Linked DNA regions of Homo sapiens: region 1 is linked to region 2. Evidence: read pairs that join two places in POLR2A ChIA-PET (ENCODE). Cell type or tissue: endothelial cell of umbilical vein. All regions are shown on one strand. Each heading gives the region's core, and the rest is flanking DNA. Links, peaks and the distances in the headings are about the cores only. Region 1 overlaps NBEAL1 (neurobeachin like 1). Region 2 has its middle 78 kb from the start of CTLA4.

Region 1 (12,550 bases), core at 3,534-6,033, 620 kb before region 2:
TAGATTCAGTAGTATCCTTTGGTGGCATAATCAGGACTTTTACTTGTATTAGTTCAGTAATTTTTTTTAGATTTCCTTTATTATTTTCAGGGTACTGGGTAGGGGCAGTTATATAGGGAACTATCTTGGTAGATACTCAGTTGGCTTTGTAATTGGGATTTTTTTTTTCTTTCTTTGATGACTAGTGAATTTAATGGATGTCAGACTCATTTGTTTTACACTGAAGAACCAAAATACTTTTTGTCATTTAATATAAATAACCCTCAGACTATTTACTTTTTTAGGGTTACTCATGGCTCTATTTATCACTGTAAATATTAGTATTTCAGTGTTTGGGAAAACATTCTTTCCAGTAATTATTTTTTAAAAAAAGAAAAGCTTAGTTTTAAATAAATGATTGCAACATTGCAAGCTTAAAATGGTGATACAGAACTTCTCATGGAAACCCACTAAAAATAAAATTAGACTTAGTCATTGGTACCCTGGACATGAGGCAGATATGAAATGTCTAGGACCAGAGAGTTAGCTGGCTTAAAAGATTTACTTGAATAACATTCTGTGAGTGGTAGAAGCTCCCATTTCTCTTTTTTTTTTTTTTTTTGAGATGGAGTTTTGCTCTTGTTGCCCAGGCTGGAGTACAGTGGCGTAATCTTGGCTCACCGCACCCTCCACCTGCCAGATTCAAGCGATTCTTTTGCCTCAGCCTCCCAAGTAGCTGGGATTACAGGCATGCACCACCACGCCTGGCTAATTTTGTATTTTTAGTAGAGACGGAGTTTCTCCACGTTGGTCAGGCTGGTCTTGAACTCCCGACCTCAGGTGATCCGTCCATCTCTGCCTCCCAAAGTGCTGGGATTACAGGCGTGAGCCACCGCGCCCACCCAGGAGCTCCTATTTCTATACTTGGCAGTTAAAGTCACCTAGGCCACCAAAAGACTGTCTCTCCAGTTACTTCCTCCAGCAAATATAAATAATATTCCTCCTAATATATGGTGACTTCACTTTAAGTAAGGTATGGCAATAGTAGCTCTTTGCATTATCTCTAGTTCCCTTGTTAGGGGAATGCTATGATGGTAATGCTCTCTAGTTTTAGTTACTCTTGAAAGTCTCATTTTATAGTTTAAGATTCATATTTAGTACTTCTAATTATTATTTACAAACACCACTACAATGCAGTCTTAGTCACAGATTCCTGTATTTTGTGGGTCAATTCATGTCTCCCAGAATATAACTAAAATGACATGACCAATATTGCCTTATTTTTCAGCTGTCCTCTGCTAATTGTTTTACAGGTTCACTGTGTTTTATTATAATGGGTCATATAAAATCAGGATGTAAAGCTTATTTTTAATGAAACTGAATCATTGAGTAATAAAAATATTTGGATACTGTTTAAGTAATTTAATATGCAGAATACTTCTTGAGGGTAATTCAGATATTCTTTCCTGGACATTAATTTGACAGATAAGTGATTTATATTTGAGGCCAGGCACAGTGGCTCATGCATATTATCCCAGCAGTTTGGGAGACCGAGGTGGGTGGATCCCTTGAGCTCAGGAGATCAAAACCAGCCTGGGCAACATGGCAAAACCCCACCTCTATAAAAAATATAAAAATTAGCTGGGCATGGTGGCATGCACCTGTATTCCCAGCTACTTGGGAGGCTGAGGTGGGAGGATTGCTTGAGCCCAGGAGGCAGAGGTTGCAGTGATTGAGCCGACATTGTGCCACTGCACTCCAGCCTGGGTGACAGCAAGACCTTGTCTCAAAAAAAAGAAAAAAAAGAGATTATATTTAAATGTGGCATTCTTTTCTATTTAAGAAAAATAAATGGTTGAATTTTTCTGTTTATTGGCTTCTTGTTTTTACAGTGATGAGAAAGAAGAACAGGATCAAAAAGAAAAATTGGTATTGATGGAAGACTGTGAACTCATTACAATAATTGATGTAATTCCTGGCAGATTAGAAATCACTACTCAACACATTTACTTCTATGATGGCAGCATTGAAAAAGAAGATGGTGAGGAGTTCTGGAAAAAATAATTTTTGCTGTTCAATAATTAAGTATCTAATTTATCAATCATGAATGAGAAGAAGAAAGCAGTAAGATATAACTATCATGTGAAGGGAGAAATGGAAAGTCAGTAAGGGGTCAAATTTGTTATTCACCAAGGTGTGGAAGGGAATGCTTTTTAAAAATTATCAATGCATTTTTAAGGGTTTGGCTAGAGGGAATTGCTGTAAACTTAAGTTACAAAATACAGTGTTTATTATTATTATTTTTTTGAGATGGAGTTCCACTCTTGTTGCCCAGGCTGGAGTGCAATGGTGCGATCTCGGCTCACTGAGACCTCTGCCTCCCGGGTTCAAGCGATTCTCCTGCCTCAGCCTCCCGAGTAGCTGGGCTTACAGGCATGTGCCACCACGCCCAGCTAATTTTGTATTTTTTTTTTTTTTAGTAGAGACAGGGTTTCTTCATGTTGGTCAGGCTGGTCTCGAACTCCCAAACTCATGTGATCTGCCCACCTCAGCCTCCCAAAGTGCTGGGATTACAGGTGTGAGCCACTGCACCCAACCTAATATAGTCTTCATTTTATCATACCTTTGTATGTGTACTTATTCCTATAGGCTTCTCATGTCATCCTTTATGTGATAATAAAAGGATGAATAAATCTAAGATGCCAGCATACAGAGAAAAGGAAAACTGTTTCTGAGATGTATTCAGAATTATATTGTATTCTAATGGGAAGGCAGTAGAATAGTTATAGAACTTTAAAATAGTTTAAAAGAACCAGTTTAAATATCCAACACATTTAACAAATGGTTTATATAGTACAGAAATTGAATTCCTTTTTCCTAAAACCTTTTGTCAAGAACTAAGAGGTATTTTCTACTTAGCATGAGTAACTTTATATGGTATCTCAGTCACAAGATTTCTTCCGTTTTCAGGAGTAGGCTTTGATTTCAAGTGGCCTCATTCTCAAATTCGAGAGATTCATCTCCGGCGTTACAATTTAAGAAGATCAGCCCTTGAGATTTTTCATGTTGACCAATCCAACTACTTTCTCAATTTCAAAAAAGAGGTATGTATTATGGTTTCAGGAAATCCCAAAATGCTAGCTTTAAATACGTTTCCAGCTAGTGAGCTCTAATGGAACTTTGGGCTGTATTCTTTTATCAAGACAAAATGTTAGAGGAAAAAATACATACTTTGGGGGCTAATCAGTGTATGAATTTTTGTTGAGATTTATATACGTTTGAGTTTTGGGGGAGCTCAGTTTTTATATATATGGCTAGATAAAGTAGAATTTTTAGTGCCTCACTACATTCACTTGTGATGTAATATACAATATGTAAGCTATGACAAGATTTATAAAATTAGATTGGTTTCAAATTAAAAAATAATGAGGAATCTATTTCTTCTAGGAATATAGTAAATTCTTAAGTAATGTAAGTTGTTAAGTGCATATGCTCTAAAGCCACATTACCAGGGTCCGTGTACTGTCTCCACCAGTAGCTGTGTAAGCTTGGGCTCATTACTGAGAATGCTTGGGCCCGGCCTTCCTCCCCTCTCTCATTCACTTGAGGTCAGACAGGTATTATTACAGTTTGACAGCTCTCCCCACCTTGCATAGCTCTCCCATTTTCTCTCGTAGGCGTCTCCCCTAGTAAAATATTCGCATTTTAATTGTGTCTTGGCATCTGCTTTTCAGAAGACTCACATTAGCACACACAATAACTAATTTTCCATTCTTCTGTGGAACCCAGGTTGACTTATTGATGGATTTGATTAAGATGTTTAAAGACCATTCTTCTAGTTTTACAAAAGTCTTTTTACTGTTACAAGAAAGTTTTCCTTCATAGGAAAATACAAAGCATGTGTTTTATGGAAAGCTGTGTCATGTAATTAAACTAAGTCTGCCCCTGCTAAGTACTGGGTGTTTGTATAACTTTATTGTCTTTAAAGTACATTTCTATAAAGTAGCTAATCTTTATAACAACCATGAGATTAAATGTGGCAAATTTGGCCAGACACAGTGGCTCACGCCTGTGATCCCAGCACTTTGGGAGGCCGAGGCGGGTGGATCACCTGAAGTCAGGAGTTCGAGACCACCCTGGCCAACATGGTGAAACACCATCTCTACTAATACAAAAACTAGCTGGTCGTGGTGGCACATGCCTGTAATCCCAGCTACTTGGGAGGCTGAGGCAGGAGAATCACTTGAACCTGGGAGGCAGAGATTGCAGTGAGCCGAGATCACGCTATTGCACTCCAGCCTGGGCAACAAGAGTGAAACTCTGTCTCCAAAATAGGTAAATAAATAAGGCAGATTCTGGCTGGGTACGATAGCTCACGCCTATAGTCCTAGCACTTTGGGAGGCCAAGGTGGCTGGATCACGAGGTCAAGAGTTTGAGACCAGCCTGCCCAACATGGTGAAACCCCATCTCTACTAAAAATACAGAAATTAGCTGGGCATGGTGATGCACACCTGTAATGCCAGCTACTCGAGAGGCTGAGGTAGGAGAATTGCTTGAACTCTGGAGGCAGAGGTTACAGTGAGCCGAGATCACGCCAGTGCACTCTAGCCTGGGTGACAGAGCGAGACTCCATCTCAAAAAAAAAAAAAAAAAAAAGGCAATTTCCATTATTCCTTTTTTAATAGTTAAAGAAACTATAAGTGAATTTTATAACTTTGCATTTGTATAGCCCTGAATAATTCACAGTACTATAAGGATAGGTATTATGTTTAATTTAATTTATTTGCCAAGATGATTAGTAAATTGCAGAACTAAATTTGAAGTATACTTGAGCAAGTTTTCTAATTCCAAGTCTAATAATATTTCCGTTATACATGATAATTTTTGTAAACATACATAGCTTGATTTCAGCAAGTACAATAGGGTAATTAAAACCATAATCTACTGTTTATATGAAATGTCCAGAACAGGCAAACCCATAGAGACAGAAATTAGATTAATAATTGTCAGGGAATGGGAAGGAGGCAGAATTGAGAAGTAGCTGTTAGTGACTATGGGATTTCTATTTGAGGTGATAAAAAATTTCTGAAGTTAGATAATGGTGATAGTCACACAACTGTTTGAATATAGTAAAAAAAAAAAAAAAAAAAAAAACCACTGAAGCCAGGTGTGGTGGCTCATGCATGTAATCCCAGCACTTTGAGAGCTTGAGGTGGGAGGATCACTTGTTGTCCAGGAGTTTGAGATCAGCCTGGGCAACATGGTAAAACCCCATCTCTACAAAAAATACAAAAAAATTAGCCAAGATCACACCACTGCACTCCAGCCTGGGCAACAGAGACTGTCTCAACAAAACAAAACAAAACACACAACACTAAGTTGTATACTTTAAAAGGGTGAATTGTCTCTCAATACAGCTATTGTGACTACCATAATCTTCCAAGTTTGTCTTGATTCATTTTTAAAGTATAAAATGCTGTTTTTTATAGGTTAGAAACAAAATATATAGCCGACTGTTGTCACTTCATTCCCCAAATAGTTATTATGGAAGCAGATCACCACAGGAGTTATTCAAAGCATCAGGATTGACACAGGTAGGAAATTGTAATAGTCTCTAATGAACTGTTCTGCTCTTCATTTTAAGTAAAACTTGACTTCTTCTGATTTTCCTTTGATTTTTACAACTGCTGTTCTTCCATTCAGACTGATCTTTTGAATTATCTTTGAATCTTCCTTTGTTTCCCTCACACAGACAGTGCCCTCCCTGCCACCTCCTGTATCATTCAGTTCATGGGTATATCCGTTAATAATTTTCTCTTTTTAAAAAATAAGGCTGGGCGCAGTGGCTCACGCCTGTAATCCCAGCAATTTGGGAGGCTGAGGCAGGCGGATCACCTGAGGTTGGGAGTTCAAGACCAGCCTGGCCAACATGGTGAAACCCCATCTCTACTAAAAAATACAAAAAGTAGCCAGGCATGTTGGCGGGCGCCTGTAATCCCAGCTACTCGGGAGGCTGAGGTGGGAGAATCGCTTGAACCGGGGAGGCGGAGGTTGTGGTGAGCTAAGATTCGTGCCACTGCATTGCAGCCTGGGCGACAGAGCAAGACTCTGTCACAAATAATAATAATAATAATAACATGGGTTTTAAAATCTTAATAATAAAAATAATCAATGCATGAGGTTTAAAAAGGGCCTGGAAAGGGCCAAAAAATGCCAATTCTCCTACCAGCCAAAGTGAATTAATGCTCTCATGAATTATATTCTTATTTATATCCCAGTGTCACTTGGATTTGTTCTGCCAGGACGCAAAGGAAAGCCGTTGTTTTTGGCTTTCCAGGACTGTTCGTAGTCTCTTAATCAGGGTCTTTGCTTCCTGGCTGTCTCCTTCCTCCCACAAACACATTAATCTTTCTTAAGTGTTGCCCTTATTCAAGACCCATCAGCAATTCTTTACTATTGCCAGTGAAAAAAGTTTTATTTAATAAAGTACGTTTCCTGTTGCCTCTGCAATAAACTTTATTCTTTAAGTGCTGATCCCTCAACTTGGCACTCAAGAACAATTGGGCTACACCTAAGTATCCTCTGAGGATAATTAATGTAATGTTTCATTAAAATAGTTGGATAGTTTTAATATATCAAGACACTGTTTTTTAATATGCATACTTATGAAAATTTCAATTTGTAACAAAAATTTCTAAGTGGAATAGTCCTAAAATTCGAAATTTTAGGCCACATGCAGTGGCTCACAGTTGTAATCCCAGCACTAAGGCTGGTGGATCCCCTGAGGTCAAGAGTTCGAGACCAGCCTGGCCAACATGGTGAAACCCCATCTCTACTAAAAATACAAAAAATTAGCTGGGCATGGTGGTGGGTGCCTGTAATCCCAGCGACTCAGGAGGCTGAGGAAGGAGAATCACTTGAACCCTGGAGACAGAGGTCACAGTGAGCTGAGATCACACCATTGCACTCCAGCCTGGGCAACAAGAGTGAAACTCCATCTCAAAAATAAAAAAGTAATTTAAAAAATGAAATAATAAAATAAAATGTGAAATTTTAAGACATTTATTCTGGGCATGGTGGCATATGCCTGTAAACCCAATGCTTTGGGAGGTCAAGCCAGGAGCATCACTTGAGGCTAGGAGTTTGAGACCAGCCTGGGCAACAAAGCAAGACCTCATCTCTACAAATAGTTTAAAAAATTAGCCAGTGTAATAGGGCATGCCTTTAGTCCTAGCTACTTGGGAGGCTAAGCCAGGTAGATAGCTTGAACCCAGGAGCTTGAGGCTGTAATGAGCTGTGATTGCTTCACTGCACTCCAGCCTGGGTGACAAAGTGAGACCATTTCTCTGAAATAAATAAATAAATAAAATAAAAATTTTAAGGTATTCAAATAAAACATGTAATTGAAGAAAAGACAAGGTTTTTTTTTTTTAGGAAAGAATTTTTATCAAGACCTAGACTGTGGTATAAGATTTATGTTGAATTTTCTGTTCCTTTTTTAGAGACCAATATTTTAAAAGAAGTAAATTTAGGAAAAGTATATTGATTTATCTCCCTGTTGTACCTTTTTTTTTTTTTTAGCCCATTCTTGGTACTGTCAGTAATAGCTACCAATGTCTAAGAGATGTAGATTTTTAAATTTTGATATTGCTCTTTTTTGTGCTGTCTAGAAATGGGTAAACAGAGAGATATCAAATTTTGACTACCTCATTCAAATAAATACAATGGCAGGACGAACCTATAATGACCTTGCACAGTATCCTGTGGTAAGTTTTGCATAAACCTTATAAATGTGGAATTGCCCTACAGTTTTATAAATCACATAAGTATATACATGATACTTATTTTTTATTTAAAAAATATAAAAACACTTTGGCCTTTCTGTATGTTTTCTACCCAGTTATTTTCAAAAAGTATATAAACATGAAAACTAATTTAAATAAAAGCCTTTTTTCTTTCACTTCCTTGAAAATATCCAGTGGGGCAGGTGCGGTGGCTCATGCTTGTAATCCCAGCACTTTGGGAAGCCAAGGCGGGTGGATCACCTGAGGTCAGGAGTTTGAGACGAGCCTAGTCAACATGGTGAAACCCCGTCTCTACTAAAAATACAAAAATTATCTGGGCGTGGTGGTGCACACCTGTAATCCCAGCAACTCAGGAGGCTGAGGCAGGAGAATCGCTTGAACTCAGGAGGCAGAGGTTGCAGTGAGCCGAGATCATGACACTGCACTCCAGCCTGGGTGACAGAGCAAGACTTTGTCTCAAAAAAAAAGAAAAGAAAAGATTCCAGTGGAATTATAGGAAATAATGCTTCTGGTTATTGAACTAAAGATGAATGGATATTTACAACAGGGAAAAAATATTTTTAGAGACTATCCCTTTTTGTCTTTAGATAACCATTTGATATTAGATATGAGGATATTAGCTTCTCTAGGAAGGAATGTCTAAATTGTAAATTATGGCTCTTTTAGTTTCCCTGGATTTTACAAGATTATACTTCGGAAGAGTTGGACCTTAATAACCCTGCTGTATTTCGAGATCTTTCCAAACCAATTGGGGTAGTTAATGAAAAAAACGCCAAAGCTATGAGAGAAAAGTAAGTGCTTCTTATTCCTTTTATAAAATACACATTGCTTCTTTGAATTTGTATTGATTTTTTACTATGGCCAACCAAAAAAATTTTTTTTTTATCGTACTACTACTTTTGATAATCAGAGTCTGATAATTACTTCACTAAGTTTTCTTGAAAATAACTTGGTTGCCTTTCAGAAATCTTGACTATACTTGTGTTGATTTCCCTTCATCACCAAATTTAAATTGATATTGCTCAGAATTTCTTTTTACCATGTAATAAGTATGTGCTAAAGAGTAATAAATTCTTGAAATTTTTCTTCCCAGATGTTTTAAACTTTATAACTTAATAATCAAACATATTAAAGTATCTGTCTAATATAATATTTGGGTAGATATACAACTTATACTGATGTGTTTTCAGTAATAATGTGAATAAAGAAGAGAGAATGTGTGGCAATTTAGAACATGTCATTTTGATAAGAAGAAGAAGATTTTATAGTTCTGTTTATGATCTACCCTGTCAACTTCTCACAATTAATTTTTTCAAGGCAAGCTGCCCACAGGCAACAGAATAACCTGATTTTAATTTCCCTTTTTCTCCCTGTGAACTTAGGGATGACTTTTGAGTTTTGAATTCTAATAATAAGGACAAAACTATTTTACACATTAACTTAGTTATAGATTGATATGAAAGTAGGTGGTACTTTTTTTTTCTACTTTTTCTTTGCAAACCTTCCCTAGGATTTTTATAATGTTTGATATTTGATTTGACTTGATTTACCAGTGGAACTTTGCTGTGTATATATGTATACCATCACTGCCATTAGTCAAACTTTTTTTTCTGATAATAACCAAAAGAAGATTTTATAATTCTTTAAAACAGTGTTCTAAGGAAACACTCATATAAATAACTTATTTTATTGGTAATTAAAGATACAAGTTGTTTTACATTTTAGTGGTACATTTTTGCATAGATACAAATGGCTTTGACCTGAAAACTTTTTTATTCTCCTGAATATTAATGAGTAGTATGTAAAAGGAAATTGGCCTCAGCTTAATGAACCCATTACTATTTTGGTTTTTGAAATTCAGTGTTTATGGCCTACAAAAATCTTTTATTCTTATTTAGATTTTATACACGCTAATTCAGATGTCACCATTCAGACCAATTATGCATGTATCAGTGATAGACCTTGAAGAATCACTGTATATCTTTTGGTAATAATCTGGTTTAGGCCTTTTTCCTATCCACCATCTCTTTTTTCTTTTACCTTTAGATTTCTAGGTATCAATTTTCACAATTCTTGACTGGTTCTTCCTTTTTTTTTTTTCCTGTTACCTTGGCCACAAAAGGATGTTTAATTATCACAGTGCTTTATACTAGCAAAAAAAAAAAAAAAAAAAAAAAAAAATACAAGGAAACAATCTAAGTGTCTAAAAAGTAAAGAAATAGTTAAATTGTGGTACATCTATACAGTATTATGTACCTGTTAAAAATAGACTACTCAGTCATTTGGAAAGATGTCTGTAGAAAATTGTTAAGTGAAAAATTGTTAAATGAAAAATATATTGTTATGAACAATATATGTAGCACTTTTATGTGAAAAATATTTGTATATTAATTCATACATTAGGATAGATATTCACCAAAAAATTTGTGTTAATTATCTCTGGGATGTGGAATTATAGTTGATTTTAAGTTTCTTCTGTTTTGATTCTCTATTTTCTAATTTTTCTACAATGAACATGTATTATTATTGCATAACAAAAACTATTCCAGGCTGGGTACGGTGGCTCACACCTGTAATCCCAGCACTTTGGGAGGCTGAGGCAGGTGGATCACAAGGTCAGGAGATCGAGACCATCCTGGCTAACATGGTGAAACCCTGTCTCTACTAAAAATAGAAAAATTAGCTGGGCGTGGTGGCAGGCACCTGTAGTCCCAGCTACTTGGGAGGCTGAGGCAGGAGAATGATGTGAACCCAGGAGGCGGAGCTTGCAGTGAGCCGAGAGCGAGACTCTGTCTCAAATAAATAAATAAATAAATAAATAAATAAATAAATAAAAATAAAAATGAAAACTATTCCAGAATTAAGTGTTTATGATATTTTGTTGTTCAGAAAAAAGTATTAAGCAATAAAATTTTTTTCGTTTTCTAGTATGGTATAATGATATGAATACAGAGTTTGATAATGAGGCATATGAAGAAGGATGGACTTTTTAAAAACTGTATTTTCAGAAATAAAATACAAACTTATGCCCCCTTATGTACTTTATTATTGTGGTTTTAAAACTTTAGGATTTTTTCCCCACAGATATGAAAATTTTGAGGATCCTATGGGAACTATTGATAAGTTTCACTATGGTACTCACTATTCAAATTCTGCGGGGGTCATGCACTATCTCATTCGTGTAGAACCGTTCACCACCCTCCACATCCAACTTCAGAGTGGAAGGTATGTTTTGAGTAAATAAGCTATTTTTTTATGACTATGTTAGTGTTGAAAACTGTTTGCCTTCATGTCATGTACTGTGTAACATGTCTTTTTTATTCTCCTGTATTAAATTTTGATCAGCTAAAAATAAACTAGTTTGAGAATGAGTCACTCAAACTGTCTCACACAAGTGATTTAAGGAGAATTCCTTTTTCAGTGTTATCCCAGTGTACCTTTGTGATTCTTACTGTTTTGAGGAATCTACCAGAGATTTATAATTAGATCTGATTTAGAGCTAAATCTAAGGCATCACCGGAGAGTCAAACCAATCCAATGCCTATGCCTATGTAGTCCTAAAAATATGTATCATGAGGAATGGAAGGAGGAGCAATAAGAGACTCTTACATTATTACAGCAGCTCAAACAAGTCTTTGATACCACTGTATTTACACTGTGGGTATTATAACTTACCTATGTTGTACATTTTCCTAATCCTAAGGAAACCAGCTTTTCCATGAATCTTCTGTTCCTCAGTAAATCCTCCACATAGCTCCCTATTTATACATTTTTGTCTCCATGTTGCCTTACTGTTTAACAGCCATTTTGCCTTCCCTACCCAAACCAGAGCTATGTAAATATTGCCTTTTCTGTTCTCTTTCCATGTAGCTTTTATCTCTCACAGTTAACCTGGGTTCCTTATTTCTGTTTATGTACAATAAGCCTTGGCTTTCAAGAAGAGACTCTGGCCCTCAGATCACTAAACATCCCCAGATTTTACATGTCCCATGTAACCTTTGATGGTGACCTTTGAAGTATTATATAGTCTATTTTTGAAGCTTTGTAAAAATTCATTTAGTCATAAAATTATTAAAAGCTGAAAAGATCCAGTTATACTTTATTGCATCTTTTTTTTTTTTTTTTTTTTGAGACAGAGTCTCACTCCTTCACCCAGGCTGGAGTGCAGTGGTGCAATCTCAGCTCACTGAGATGCGTGTGGTGTGGTATGGTGTGCCACCACACCTGGGTAATTTTTTTGTATTTTTGGTAGAGATGGGGTTTTGCCATATTGCCCAGGCTGGTCTTGAACTCCTGATGTTAAGTGATCAGCCCACCTTGGCCTGCCAAAGTAAGTATCTGATAGAAGATACTTTTCTCTCCATAAGATACAGTAAAGTAGGCCAGGTGTGGCAGTTCACACCTCTAATCCCAGCACTTTGGGAGGCCAAGGTGGGTGGATCACCTGAGGTCAGAATTTCAAGACCAGCCTGGCCTGGCCAAAATGGTGAAACCCCGTCTCTACTAAAAATACAAAAAAATTAGCCAGGCATGGTAGTACATGCCTGAAGTCCTAGCTACTCAGGAGACTGAGGCATGAGAGTCGCTTGAACATGGGAGGCGGAGGTTGCAGTGAGCTGAGATTGTGCCACTGCACTCCAGGCTGGGTGAAGGAGTGAAACTGTCTCAAAAAAAAAAAAAAATGCAATAAAGTATAACTAGGTCTTTTCAGCTTTTAATAATTTTATGACTAAATGATTTTTTTTACAAAGCTTCAAAAATAGAT
Region 2 (12,550 bases), core at 5,758-8,257:
CAGACTGCCACACTTAGGTAAGAAAATTGCTACACGATTTCCAGTAGCTAAAGCTGTAAGAGAAACACAGTTATATATTTTTCATTTTCTGACAACAGGAAGCAAATAAATCCATCAGCAGATAATTTTTTTTTCTCCATGCAAATAAATGAAATGACCAATGAATGGTATGGGTTCTTGTATAAAATACAGAGATTTATGGAGTGAACAGAATCTTAACTTCAGTATAAAAGATACTGAAATGAGCCCTCAGATGGCTCTTGAATTAGACATCCATAAAGACAGAGAGCATAACTTTAAGTAACAATGAAGTCATTTTTGTAACAGGCTCTGTTGACATTGTGCAGAAATTCTTTTTCCAGGGTTTAAGTTAATAGAGGGATAGAACTGTGAAGCTCTATATCAGGGATTCTCAAGCTTTAGTGAATGACTTTGGGAGCTTGATAAAAAGGTGGATCCTTAGGCCCCTTTCCCAGAGCTTTGGATTCTGTAGGCCTGGAGAAGGGCCTAGAAATCTGCATTTTTAACTCTCACCCCACCAAGTGCTTGAGATGGAGGTGGGCTGTAGATCCGATTTTGAGAAACACAGATGGGGTGACATAAGTGGACTTTGAGCAGGTGTTAGGCCAAGATCTGTTTGCAATGGGAGGGAAACTAGCTGGAAGCATTTCACAGCCTCTGTGCAGCTGAGGCTCATTTGGAAGAAGGGCTCAAGGTCTAACGTGGGCCAGGAACTACACTAGATGCTTGCATACACTGACTCTCATAAAGAACCAAGAAGCCACAGGCAGCATTTCTCTTCACAACACATTAGATTTGATGTCTATTTAAATTATCTGCCATGAATTGCTTAGAGCAAAAAGCTTACTATAACATTCTAGTTACAGAATTATGTGAGCATTGTGGTATGTCCAGAGTCCCAGGAATGTTAAGTGTGTATCCCTAGATGGCCCCATTTTTTCTATTGCTCACAGTTATGAAACATAGTTTAAAACTTGTGTCCCCATGAAAGGAATTTGTGCTTTGAAGTTCTTCCTACATCTGAGAAATCTAAACATGCCAGTGGTCATCATAAAGTAACCCTGTGGGCCTGAGGGGGATGTGGGTGTGCACGAGTGATGGGCAGGGAAGCTGCGGACAGGATTAGAGAGCTTCTTCCATTTTTCCCATTACTGGTCACCACAGGTCGTGCTGGTTTGAAAACAGAAACAAAACAAACAAGCAAAAACCCACCTAGCTTTTTGGGTTAAAGAATGGTTAACTTTGGGGCCGGGCGCGGTGGCTCATGCCTGTAATCCCAGCACTTTGGGAGGCTGAGGCGGACGGATCACAAGGTCAGGAGATCGAGACCATCCTGGCTAACACGGTGAAACCCCGTCTCTACTAAAAATACAAAAAATTAGCCAGGCGTGGTGGCGGGCACCTGAAGTCCCTGCTACTCCAGAGGCTGAGGCAGGAGAATCGCCTGAACCCGGGAGGAGGAGCTTGCAGTGAGCCGAGATCGCGCCACTGCACTTCAGCCTGGGCAACAGAGCGAGACTCCATCTTAAAAAAAAAAAAAAAAAAAGTTAACTTTTTGGGTTTGGCGTCGGTGCACATCTCTAGTCATGATAGTGTGTCCGGAATTGGTGAGTTCTTGGTCTCACTGACTTCAAGAATGAAGCCGCGGACCCTCGCGGTGTTACAGCTCTTAAGGTGGCTTGTCTGGAGTTTGTTCCTTCTGGTGTTTGGATGTGTTTGGAGTTTCTTCCTTCTGGTGGGTTTGTGGTCTCGCTGGCTCAGGAGTGAATCTGCAGACCTTCGCAGTGAGTGTTACAGCTCTTAAGGCAGCGCGTCTGGAGTTGTTTGTTCCTCCTGGTGGGCTCCTGGTCTCGCTGGCTTCAGGAGTAAAGCGGCAGACCTTCACGGTGAGTGTTACAGCTCATAAAAGCAGCGTGGACCCAAAGAGTGAGCAGTAACAAGATTTATTGCAAAGAGCGAAAGAACAAAGCTTCCCCAGTGTGGAAGGAGACCCGAGTGGGTTGCCACTGCTGGCTTGGGCAGCCTGCTTTTATTCTCTTATCTGGCTCTACCCACATCCTGCTGATTGGTAGAGCCCAGTGGTCTGTTTTGACAGGGTGCTGACTGGTGTATTTACAATCCCTGAGCTAGACACAAAGGTTCTCCAAGGCCCCACCAGAGTAGCTAGATACAGAGTGTTGATTGGTGCATTCACAAACCCTGAGCTAGACACAGGGTGCTGATTGGTGTGTTTACAAACCTTGAGCTAGATACAGAGTGCCCATTGGTGTATTTACAATCCCTGAGCTAGACATAAAGGTTCTCCAAGGCCCCACCAGAGTGGCTAGATACAGAGTGTCGATTGGTGCATTCACAGACCCTGAGCTAGACACAGGGTGCTGATTGGTGTATTTACAATCTCCGAACTAGACATAAAGGTTCTCCACTTCCCCACCAGATTCAGGAGCCCAGCTGGCTTCACCCAGTGGATCCCGCACCGGGGCTGCAGGTGGAGCTGCCTGCCAGTCCAGGTGTCGTCCGCCGGCACTCCTCAGCCCTTGGCTGGTCGATGGGACTGGGCACCGTGGAGCAGGGGGTGGCGCTCATCGGGGAGGCTCGGGCCGCACAGGAGCCCACGGAGGGGGTGGGAGGCTCAGGCATGGCGGGCTGCAGGTCCCAAGCCCTGCCCCGCGGGAAGGCAGCTAAGGCCCGGTGAGAAATCGAGCGCAGTGCCGGTGGGCCGGCACTGCTGGGGGACCCAGTACACTCTCCGCAGCCACTGGCCTGGGTGCTAAGCCCTTCATTGCCCAGGCCCGCAGGGCCGGCCGGCTGCTCCGAGTGCAGGGCTCGCCAAGCCCACGCCCACCCGGAACTCCAGCTGGCCCACAAGCGCCGCGCGCGCAGCCCCGGTTTCCGCTTGCGTCTCTCCCTCCACACCTCCCTGCAAGCTGAGGGAGCCGGCACCGGCCTTGGCCAGCCCAGAAAGGGGCTCCCACAGTGCAGTGGTGGGCTGAAGGGCTCCTCAAGTGCCACCAAAGTGGGAGCCCAGGCAGAGGAGGCGCCGAGAGCGAACGAGGGCTGTGAGGACTGCCAGCACGCTGTCATCTCTCAATAGGATGCAGGTCAGAGGGCAGGGGTAAGAGGGAAAAACACCTGATTGCTTCTAAGAGTCTAAACGAAGGACACATCCCACCAGTGGTGGTGCACCATGAAGCATTTGAAGGTCCATATAAGACATTTCGAAGCCATGAATCTTGTTTGTTTATTAAAATTTTTTTTTGTTATACCGGAGCATAGAGATCTATCTTGGGGCAAAGTTTCAGAAAATAAGTAAAAGTCCAGTTTTCTAGATTCAGAACTATCAAAGGCTAGACAATGGCAATCAATAATAATGCTCCCCTCCATACCAATTTGAAAAGTTAAAAATTTTATCAGACATGCAGATGTCTTCACATTATGAAACAATTGTAACATTTTTTTCTCCTTCATTAAATGGCCGATTTGACAGCTGTTTCAACTCAACACTCTTATTTTGATTATTTGTTATTCAACATTTGGCCCTGATAGTATTGTCAATTCTAAAGTGCTAAGACTATATTTAAATCAACGGAAATATTTTGGTTATGTTTTATTTACGGGACTTTTCTCTGCTTGTCTTTTAACCTCCCTTAATAGCAGGCAGCCAAATTATTAGCTCATCTATTTTGGCAGAATAAAACAATTCATGGTTTAAAGAGTTTGGAAAAGGTAAAACTTCAGAGAAATATAACAACATCCAGCTTACAATGCTGTTTGTGTACTTTCTATAGGATGTGTAGCTTCATCCTGTAGGAGGATTTCCTCCATTTGAATCCCCAAGGCCTCTGACTGATTTCCCTCTTCCTTTGGTGCTGTTTGTGTTTAAAAAATAATGCCTGAGGGAAAGATAACCATCGTTCTGTTGCTTTGTGGACACATGCATTCTCATACAATTTCTGTTCCCTATTCCTTGTCAGTGATGAGATGAAGAATTGAGTGTAAGCACATCAAAATTGCACAGTAAGTGGTCAGGAGTCTTTCAAATAGCGCTAAAAGAGGCTGAATTGCCAGTGAGGAAGGCGCAGCTGGAAGCTAGATATTGCATCATCTGGCCTTCCTCTGCTGAACAAAGAAAATTATTTTGTGAAGTATGTACAGATGCTCTTATTTCAAGTGACATAATGCATTTGTTTCAATGGAGGTTTTCAATCTGCAACTTTGAAACTTTTCTGCATGTGGAAAACCCCATGACAATTCGTTGTACCCTAGGGTACATCTGAAAGAAAATTGTTGGATCTTAAAGCCAAACCAGCAATTTGGACAAACTTGGAGGATTATTTTTCTGGGATGTTTCCATTTAATATTACAACACAGAGGTTCTGCATTTATGTCAAAAGGGAAGGACTAGAAAAAGGCTTTCTGTAGGCCATGAAACTAGTTATGCTTTGCGATTGTAAATCCATATTGACCACTATAATTCAAGTGTTTAACTTGCATATTCTTAGAAACTGAATTTTTCAGAAAAGCAAGCATCAATATAAGCTTCTAAAATCAAAGCTAATTTAGTCATTTATTTATGACTACCAGGTTGAAGCTTCCTTTAAAAATCCTATTTCATACAGAGCAACAAAAACAGATGACAAAATCTAAATATTTTTACGTTTATTCTAAAGATTGGTGAAAAGTATATTGCTGGATATTTTATCACCATGAGTTAATTGCTCGAGAAATAACCTCCAGATTTAATAAAAGAAAAGAGGAGGTTCTTCATGAGCTAGTTAAAATCATGGATATGCCCCATAACCCACTTCTGTCAGGTAGCAAGGTTGCTTATGGAAAGAAGAGCCAAAGAAATTGTTTAAGCAGGCCAAGGAATTGAAAAAGTGGAAAAGGAGAAGGTTGTCTCAACTGAAGTCACTAGTACCTTTCTAACTCAGAATCTTGGAGGAATTTCTCTGCACATCTCTTGTCCTTTACTTGACAGACCAAAATAAACCGAGATGCCAGAAGAGTTTGTTCAGATTTTTTAGTTTAGTTTCAGTTCCCCAGTTTTTCAGAATTGAAGGCCAACAATATTCCCTCCACACGATGATTCACCTCTCTACCCCTTCATGTTTCTTTAACTTCATTGCCTACTATAGTAAGTACACATTGCCCTGGAGTCAGGTGGACTTAAGTAATCAACAAGAATATATTTATGACCTACTCTTCAAATGCCCTGTGCTAGGTACTGTGGGGGTCATATGGAAGTACCTGGATTTTTACAGTCCTCAATAGGGTCCTTTTGCTTTAGCATAGCCAGTTCACTTGCTGTCTGTGCCCAGGACTTAAATCCCTCCCTCTGGAAACTGCTTACGCTTTCTACCTGCAATACCTTCCCCACACCACTCTGGCAGTTCCTAGCCTTCAAGTATAGTTCAAAATTAACTTCTTTCACTCACCCCACTTTGATTTTTTCTGTGTCGCCTCTGAACACAGTCCCTATGAACTCCTTGAATGTGGAGATCACAATTTATTCATGCTTGTGTGCCTTGTGCCAAGAATAGCCTAGGAAGAAAGTCCATAAGATGATACATACCTTCATTTATTTTCAGTGAAAGGATTGGTCTGAAAAACGGGCCTGCCATTATTGGAAATAGAAAAGCATTAATCTCTTTGAAGAACATCATGTTGCACATTGACCAAAGGGCTGGAAAAAAAAAAAAAAAAAAAAAGAACACCATGTGCCCTGATTTCCTTATCACTTTTCCACATAATAGTGTTTTGCTTGAGGAGAAGCCTCTAAGATTGGTTATTTTTTACAAGTTTGTTTTTTGTTGATCCCAACATGCAAATATATCTGTTATCTATGGATTTGTTCACTCTTTGACATAATCCTCTAAACTCTTTGGGAGTTTTCTGCCCTCTTGATTAGGAAGCGTTTATTTAAAATATCAGTTTTTTTGAATGAACTTAGTGGAATTATGTAGTACAATTTTAGACTAACTTGTAACAAGACAAAATGCCAAACCTTAAAAGATAATCTTTTAATCTTAAATTTAGGGTCTAGACTTTGTTTCTTTGTTTCCTTCCTTATTTTCCCTTCCCACGGCTGGCTGGATGACTTGACCATTTACATTATATATATACATATATATATATATTTTTTGAGATGGAGTCTTGCCGTGTTGCCCAGGCTGGAGTGCAGTGGCGCGATCTCGGCTCACTGCAAGCTCCGCCTCCCGGGTTCACGCCATTCTCCTGCCTCAGCCTCCTGAGTAGTTGGGACTACAGGCGCCTGCCACCATGCACGGCTAATTTTTTGTATTTTTTTTAGTAGAGACGGGGTTTCACCGTGTTAGCTAGGATGGTCTCGATCTCCTGACCTCATGATCCGTCCGCCTCGGCCTCCCAAAATGCTGGGATTACAGGAGTGACCCACCGCGCCTGGCCTATTTACATAATATATTAAGGCCAATTCATTTTGACTGATACTAAAGGTAGACTTGAACCTTGTAATTGATAATCACTTACACAGTGTTTACCATGTGCTAGGCAAAGGCTTTGTGTGTATTACCTCATTTAGCCCTCATAGCTCTAGGAAGTAGGTTCTATTATTATTTATTATTGTTATCCCCTTTCTCCTTTTATATGTCAGTCTGAATGCAGATTCTCCTATTTTCATGATTGACCTTCAGACTGCAGGTTTAGCAGTTGCTAAAAAACAAAAATCAATCCAGCTCCTATTTCTGCCCCAAGCTGCCAACAACAAGGGTTGGGGAAAACTTTTCCAGGCTGACAATTATTGTTAAAAGCAGCTTTTCCTGTAGGCTGTCTGGCAGTAGCAGGAAAGCAGGCTGAGTATCCCATGATTGCCAAAGCAAGGAGGGCTTCTGGTGGAAATGGACTTCTTTGATATATTTTTCCCCTGGGCTGATCTGCTTTTCTATTTCTCCTCTTTCACTGGTGTGTGTGTGTGTGTGTGTGTGTGTGTGTGTGTGTGTGTGTGTGTGTCTATGTTTATTTCAGGTCATGATCTGCTTCTTCTGTCCTGAAAATGCACTTGGAGCTCTATCCATAGAGGTAATTTCAAAGTTTAGAAGTTGTGTTCTGAGTTTTATGTCACAAGCAAATGCTCTGATTTCCAAACATCTGTTCTCTAGGCAGTGTTAAAATTCATTATCCTGACAATTGCCCTTCGGCCTATATGCCAGGGCAGCTGAAGCCAACCCACCCTGGATTCCACCTACTACTCTTTAGGATGAGACAATAGTAATTTTTTTATGAATCACAGGGAAAGTCAGTGAATAATGTCCTTGACATCATCTTTACTGCAAGTACAATAACAAGTTTCACAGGGCCATTCTTTACAATACACTTTAATATCTATGACGCAATGCCAAAACTCACATCAGTGAAATTAATTCTACAAGGCACAAAACACAAGTGTACAAATTTCTGATGGTTTGATTTGAGGATAAACTTTTAGTGTGCCCAATGCAATGAAGAGTCCTTCACAAATATTACTTCTAGTGAACTCTAGGTTATACTCCTGGATAAGCCTTTAAGGCTGTGAGGAACCTGAGAAATCCACTGAAAATTTACATCTAAATACAGTCATCCACCTTCTCTAATCATGTGCTGTGGGAGAATCCCAGTAAGCAGACAGCACTTCTAGATGTTCTTATAAAACAACTAGAGTTGACCCTAGCACAGAAGAATGGATGACTGTAGACCTAAAAAAACATAAGCCCCAAATTCATTAATTCAGCCATGATTAAAATTAAGCTGAAGTCATAAATTAAAATCTTTAGTAATAGGAATCTTGAGATAATAAAAAACTGTTGATACATGTGTTTGGGAATACAAAACTCTGAGTTGGCTTCTTGACATCTTGTTGTGAGAGATAAGAAAGCAGGTTAGAAAATGTTTGCCTACCAGGGACCATAAAATTTGGGTTAGTTTCTATTCCCTTTCTTCTTATTATATTGAGTTTCTGTCTACTGCTCTTTGATAAAAAGAACAAAGACTTTTTCTGAAATAATGGAATTTTAATAGTTTTAATAGTTTCCAAACCTGCTGACTTATAATCTTGGGACTTTGAATGTTTGTTATAAAAGATTACATTTGTAGAGTGTTCAATGAGGAAAGCTGTTAAAGTAGAAAATCATTTTTCATAGAAAGTTGATTTTATTCATCAACTGTGAAGAAACTTCCGTTGTACCAGTATTTATTCACTCCTTCCATAGCGACAAAATTCGTAGCTGGGTACAAAGGTACCTAGGATATAGGCAGTGAGGTATGGGCATGTGACTAAATAATGGCCAATCATATGTGAGCAGAGGTTAATTTGTAACTTTGTGAAAATGTTCTCAAAGGGAAAAGAGTGTCCTACTGGGGTCCTCTTTCCTGCGCTTGTAGTGTGGATGGAATGGCAAGTCACCTTGGAAAATATAGACAAGGACAGAACTACAGTGCTGCTGAGCAAAGATAGAAGGACCTGGGTTTCTGACCCCATAGAGGGGCTCATACCTGCCTAAGACCTCTTACCTCTGGACTTTATTCATATGAGGAGGAGATAAACAGCTGTTTTATTTAAGTCACTATTGTTTTGGGACTATTTGCTAAACCAAATCCTAACAAATAAACCAACTTTGTGCTAACTGATCTGCTGACTATGACCTCATTGATTAAATTCAAATGAACCTAATCAAATGGAAGACTCTCCAGATCATCTGGAGACACATACAATTTCTCAGCCATCCCTAGATCTTTGTGTCACCACCACAAGAGTCGAAGTGTCTGATGAAAGCATCTGATTGGCGAAACCAATGTCCTTTACTTTATGTGTTAAGGATGAGGGAAATTATTGGGTCCTTCTGGCTTCCACTTCAAGATACACACAGTGGGGAATTAACCCCTAGAGAAAAGGTGTTCAAATAAAAGAATATAAATGCCCCCAGTGCTTTCTGAACCAGATCCCTTAGAGTTGGATTTACTGGTGCATCAACTAAGCAGGAAGCTCTTGAAGGAGATGGAGTTGGGTCAGATGGTGTTGGGTAAGGTGAGGGAGCTACTTGAAGGAGGAGCACATCCTACATCAGTGAAGGACAACACTAAATCGTTGTGGATATTTACATAATCAAGGTATATATTAAACATGGAACAGGGCATGCTGGAAAGATGATGGCTCAGCAAGTCTCACCTTTCCTTCTCTTTAATTACTAAACACTCCAACCTCCAACCTCTTCCTGGCTAACTAGGAGTTGGGGCTGGGAGGTAGGTGGAGCCTGGAGGGCATCAGCCAGAGAGCTGTAGCTAAACTTCCAATCCTGCTACTACCCTAAAGCCAGATAAAACCCAGGCAAAACCTTGGGGAAGATTTGAAAGCTGCAGTTCCTGAGGAAGGCTTGGACCATGGGGCACTCAGGGAGAAGGTTAACATTGGTTAGCAGGAGTGTGCCTGTCTTTTTGGTTCCCAGGAGGCTGAAGGGGAAGGCTGTGTTCTCTCCACTTCTGAGGTTGAGTGAGCATGAGAGGCCCATGGAGAAGAGGAATATCCTCCCAATTCCTCAGCAGAGGCTTAGAAACTTTTTCAGTGATGCAATGGGTCAGAAGATCAGAGCTTGCTGCACTTCCAACACTCTCAAGACCGCTACTACTAAAGTATCTTCAAGACGAGACCAAAGAAAATAACACTTCACCACCGGGGCCGGCAGCCATAGAGAGGAAGAGTAAATAAAATAATCAAAGAGGACCTTAACAAAATCTGAGTAATTTACTTGCGGAAAGATTTTAAGCAAACAACAGATAAATCCAAAGACCTCAAGATAGGAGAAGATACTTTGGGGAGAAATTAATGGTATGAAATGAATCTTGCAATATGTATAGTTAAATGGAAATGGATAACTATATCCATTTAACTATGTATAGTTAAAAGTGGATAATGCACTATACTATTTGACTGCATATAACCTAAGAGAAAACTAATGTAGAAAGTAGCTAAAATTGGCCAGGCACTGTGGCTCACACCTGTAATTCCAGCACTTTGTGATAAGAAAGACCATAAAAGATTAGGAAAAAATCTAGGAGACTTAACTATATAACTTGGAAGGTGAGGGAAGAACTTCTTAACTAGACAGGCAACACAGGAGCTATAAAAGGCAGAAATATTTTACTATATGATATATAAAGACAAATATTTGCAGCATAACAAAACAAAACAAAATACAACTGGATGAGGTAGCTCACACCTGTATTCATAGCATTTTGGGAGGCAGAGATGAGAAAATCACTTGAGGCCAGGAGTTTAAGACTAGCCTGGGCAACATAACGACATCATGTCTCTACAAATTTTTTTATTTTTTGAGTTGGAGTCTCGCTCTGTCGCCCAGGCTGGAGTGCAGTGGCGCGATCTTGGCTCACTGCAAGCTCCGCCTCTCAGGTTCATGCCATTCTCCTGCCTCAGCCTCCTGAATAGCTGGGACTACAGGCGCCCACCACCACGCCTGGCTAATTTTTTTGTATTTTTAGTAGAGATGAGGTTTCACTGTGTTAGCCAGGATGGTCTCCATCTCCTGACCTTGTGATCTGCCCGCCTCAGCCTCCCAAAGTGCTGGGATTACAGGCATGAGCCACAACGTCTGGTCCAAAAAATTTTTTTTTAAATGAGCTGGGTGTGGTGGCAGGCGCCTGTGGTTCCAACTACTTGGAGGCTGAAGTGGGAGGATTGCCTGAGCCCAGGAATGTAAGGTTAGAGTGAGCTAGTTTTATACCACTGGCTCAAAAACAAACAACCCAACAAACAAACCAAGACACCAAAAATCCTCTTTACCAGGTAAGAGATACTATAAACAAACTCAAAAGGCAAATGAGAGAGTTGGAAAAAATTTGTAATTCAGATGGCTATTTAAAACTCATAGGAAAAAAATGAGCAAATAATGTGAGTAAATAGTTCTTAAAGGAGCAAATCTAAATAGTCAATATGATATAAGAAGAGTTGAGAAGATGCTTAAACTAGCTAGCAGAAAATGCAAATTAAAGTGGAAATAAGGGATCTCTCTTCTGAACTGTTGTTAGCATGAGGGGTATGAAACACCCACTGTTGATGGAGACGGAAATGCGAATTCTTATACATTTATGTTGTTAAGCTCTTACAGGCTGTGAAGAAAGCAATTTGGTTACATCTTTTAAAACTAAAAATTCATATATCCTTTAATGCAGCAATCCCAACTGTGGAGGACCTATGTCATAGAAACATAAGCAGTAGGCCGGGCGCGGTGGCTCACGCCTGTAATCCCAGCACTTTTGGAAGCTGAGGCGGGCGGATCACGAGGTCAGGAGATTGAGACTATTCTGGCTAACACGGTGAAACTCCGTCTCTACTAAAAATACAAAAAAATTAGCTGGGCATGGTGGTGCATGCCTGTAGTTCCAGCTACTTGGGAGGCTGAGGCAGGAGAATCGCTTGAACTCAGGAGGCAGAGGTTGCAGTGAGCAAAGATCGTGCCACTGCACTCCAGCCTGGGCAACAGAGCGAGACTCCGTCTCAAAAAAAAAAAAAAAAAGAAAGAAATATAAGCAGCAGTAGGTAAGAACATGAATACGAGATGTTTATTTGGCATTGCTCTAGTGATAAAAGACTGGAAATAGTGTAAATGAGTAAAGATAAGGAAATAGATAAATAAGAGTACATTTACATCATAGAATAACATGTAATCATTAAAAAGAATGAAAACAATTGACTCACAGGGATTGCCACAAATTATTGTTGAAGAAGAAAAATCAGATACGTAAAGAGATAAGCATAGTAGGATCCCATGCTTGTAAAGTAACCAGTGTCAAAATCCTACCATTTATCTGATGATTTATGAATATCTGTGTATATATGTATATGCATAAATATGCTTGTATGTGGCTATGTGTATATAAAAAGTACAGAAGGGCACACACTGGTTGTTAACATGAGGTGTGAGGGTGGAGAGTAGGTCAGGATAACTGGATGGACATGAATGTAAGAGATAGAAGAACGTTAGAAAAACAGAGGCTGTTTTAAAAGGGCCCACCATGTGAAATATAATCCTATTTACGTAAAAGGATGTATGTGTGTGTATATTTACATATAAATAAATTTTCAAGCAAATTAAGCAAATAAACAATTTTAAGCAAATCGCAAACACTGTATAGTTTCATCTGGAAATAGCTTAGTAAGAATCTCTAACGTGTCTCTTTATGCATGCTTGTAGTGGTGTTATGAACCAGGAAGAAGGAAAAAGGTGGAAGGATGTCCACTGAATTGTTAGTATGGGTCTCCTCAGGGGGTGGAAGTGAAGTGGGGGGTAGGAGGGATATAATTAGCCTTGCCTTTCTATGTTTTTGAACTGTATTGTTTCACTTGCTGCAATAAGCAGGGAAAACTGGCAATTTGGTCCTTTGGCAGGCCTGAGAATTGGAAGAGCCTTTAGGAATATCTGCCATCTTTTCTCTCGTATTCAAGGCAGCAAGTTTAAGCAATTGTGGACATCAAATAGATAAATAGCAAACTATTAGGAAA

What was found. Peaks named below come from ENCODE experiments on the same cell type or tissue, not always from the same donor. Only the 100,000 strongest peaks of a DNase experiment are listed, where the experiment ranks them.
Region 1: POLR2A ChIA-PET joins it to region 2 with 7 read pairs; 3 of 35 experiments call an interaction of 5 or more read pairs at or near these places.

The regions. Positions count from the first base shown.
Region 1 is chr2:203,164,278-203,176,827 of GRCh38, forward strand. It overlaps NBEAL1 (neurobeachin like 1), which reads left to right. Exons shown (of 56, transcript NM_001378026.1): 37 at 1,872-2,020; 38 at 2,950-3,083; 39 at 5,470-5,574; 40 at 7,651-7,746; 41 at 8,452-8,576; 42 at 10,870-11,010. Among named protein-coding and RNA genes, the nearest start is that of CYP20A1, 68 kb to the right of the region's middle. In endothelial cell of umbilical vein, for the core only: no CTCF peak of the experiment used is centred there; no DNase peak of the experiment used is centred there.
Region 2 is chr2:203,783,030-203,795,579 of GRCh38, forward strand. No RefSeq gene overlaps it. Among named protein-coding and RNA genes, the nearest start is that of CTLA4, 78 kb to the right of the region's middle. In endothelial cell of umbilical vein, for the core only: no CTCF peak of the experiment used is centred there; DNase peaks (open chromatin) are centred at 6,782 and 7,252; H3K27ac peaks cover 1,040 bases.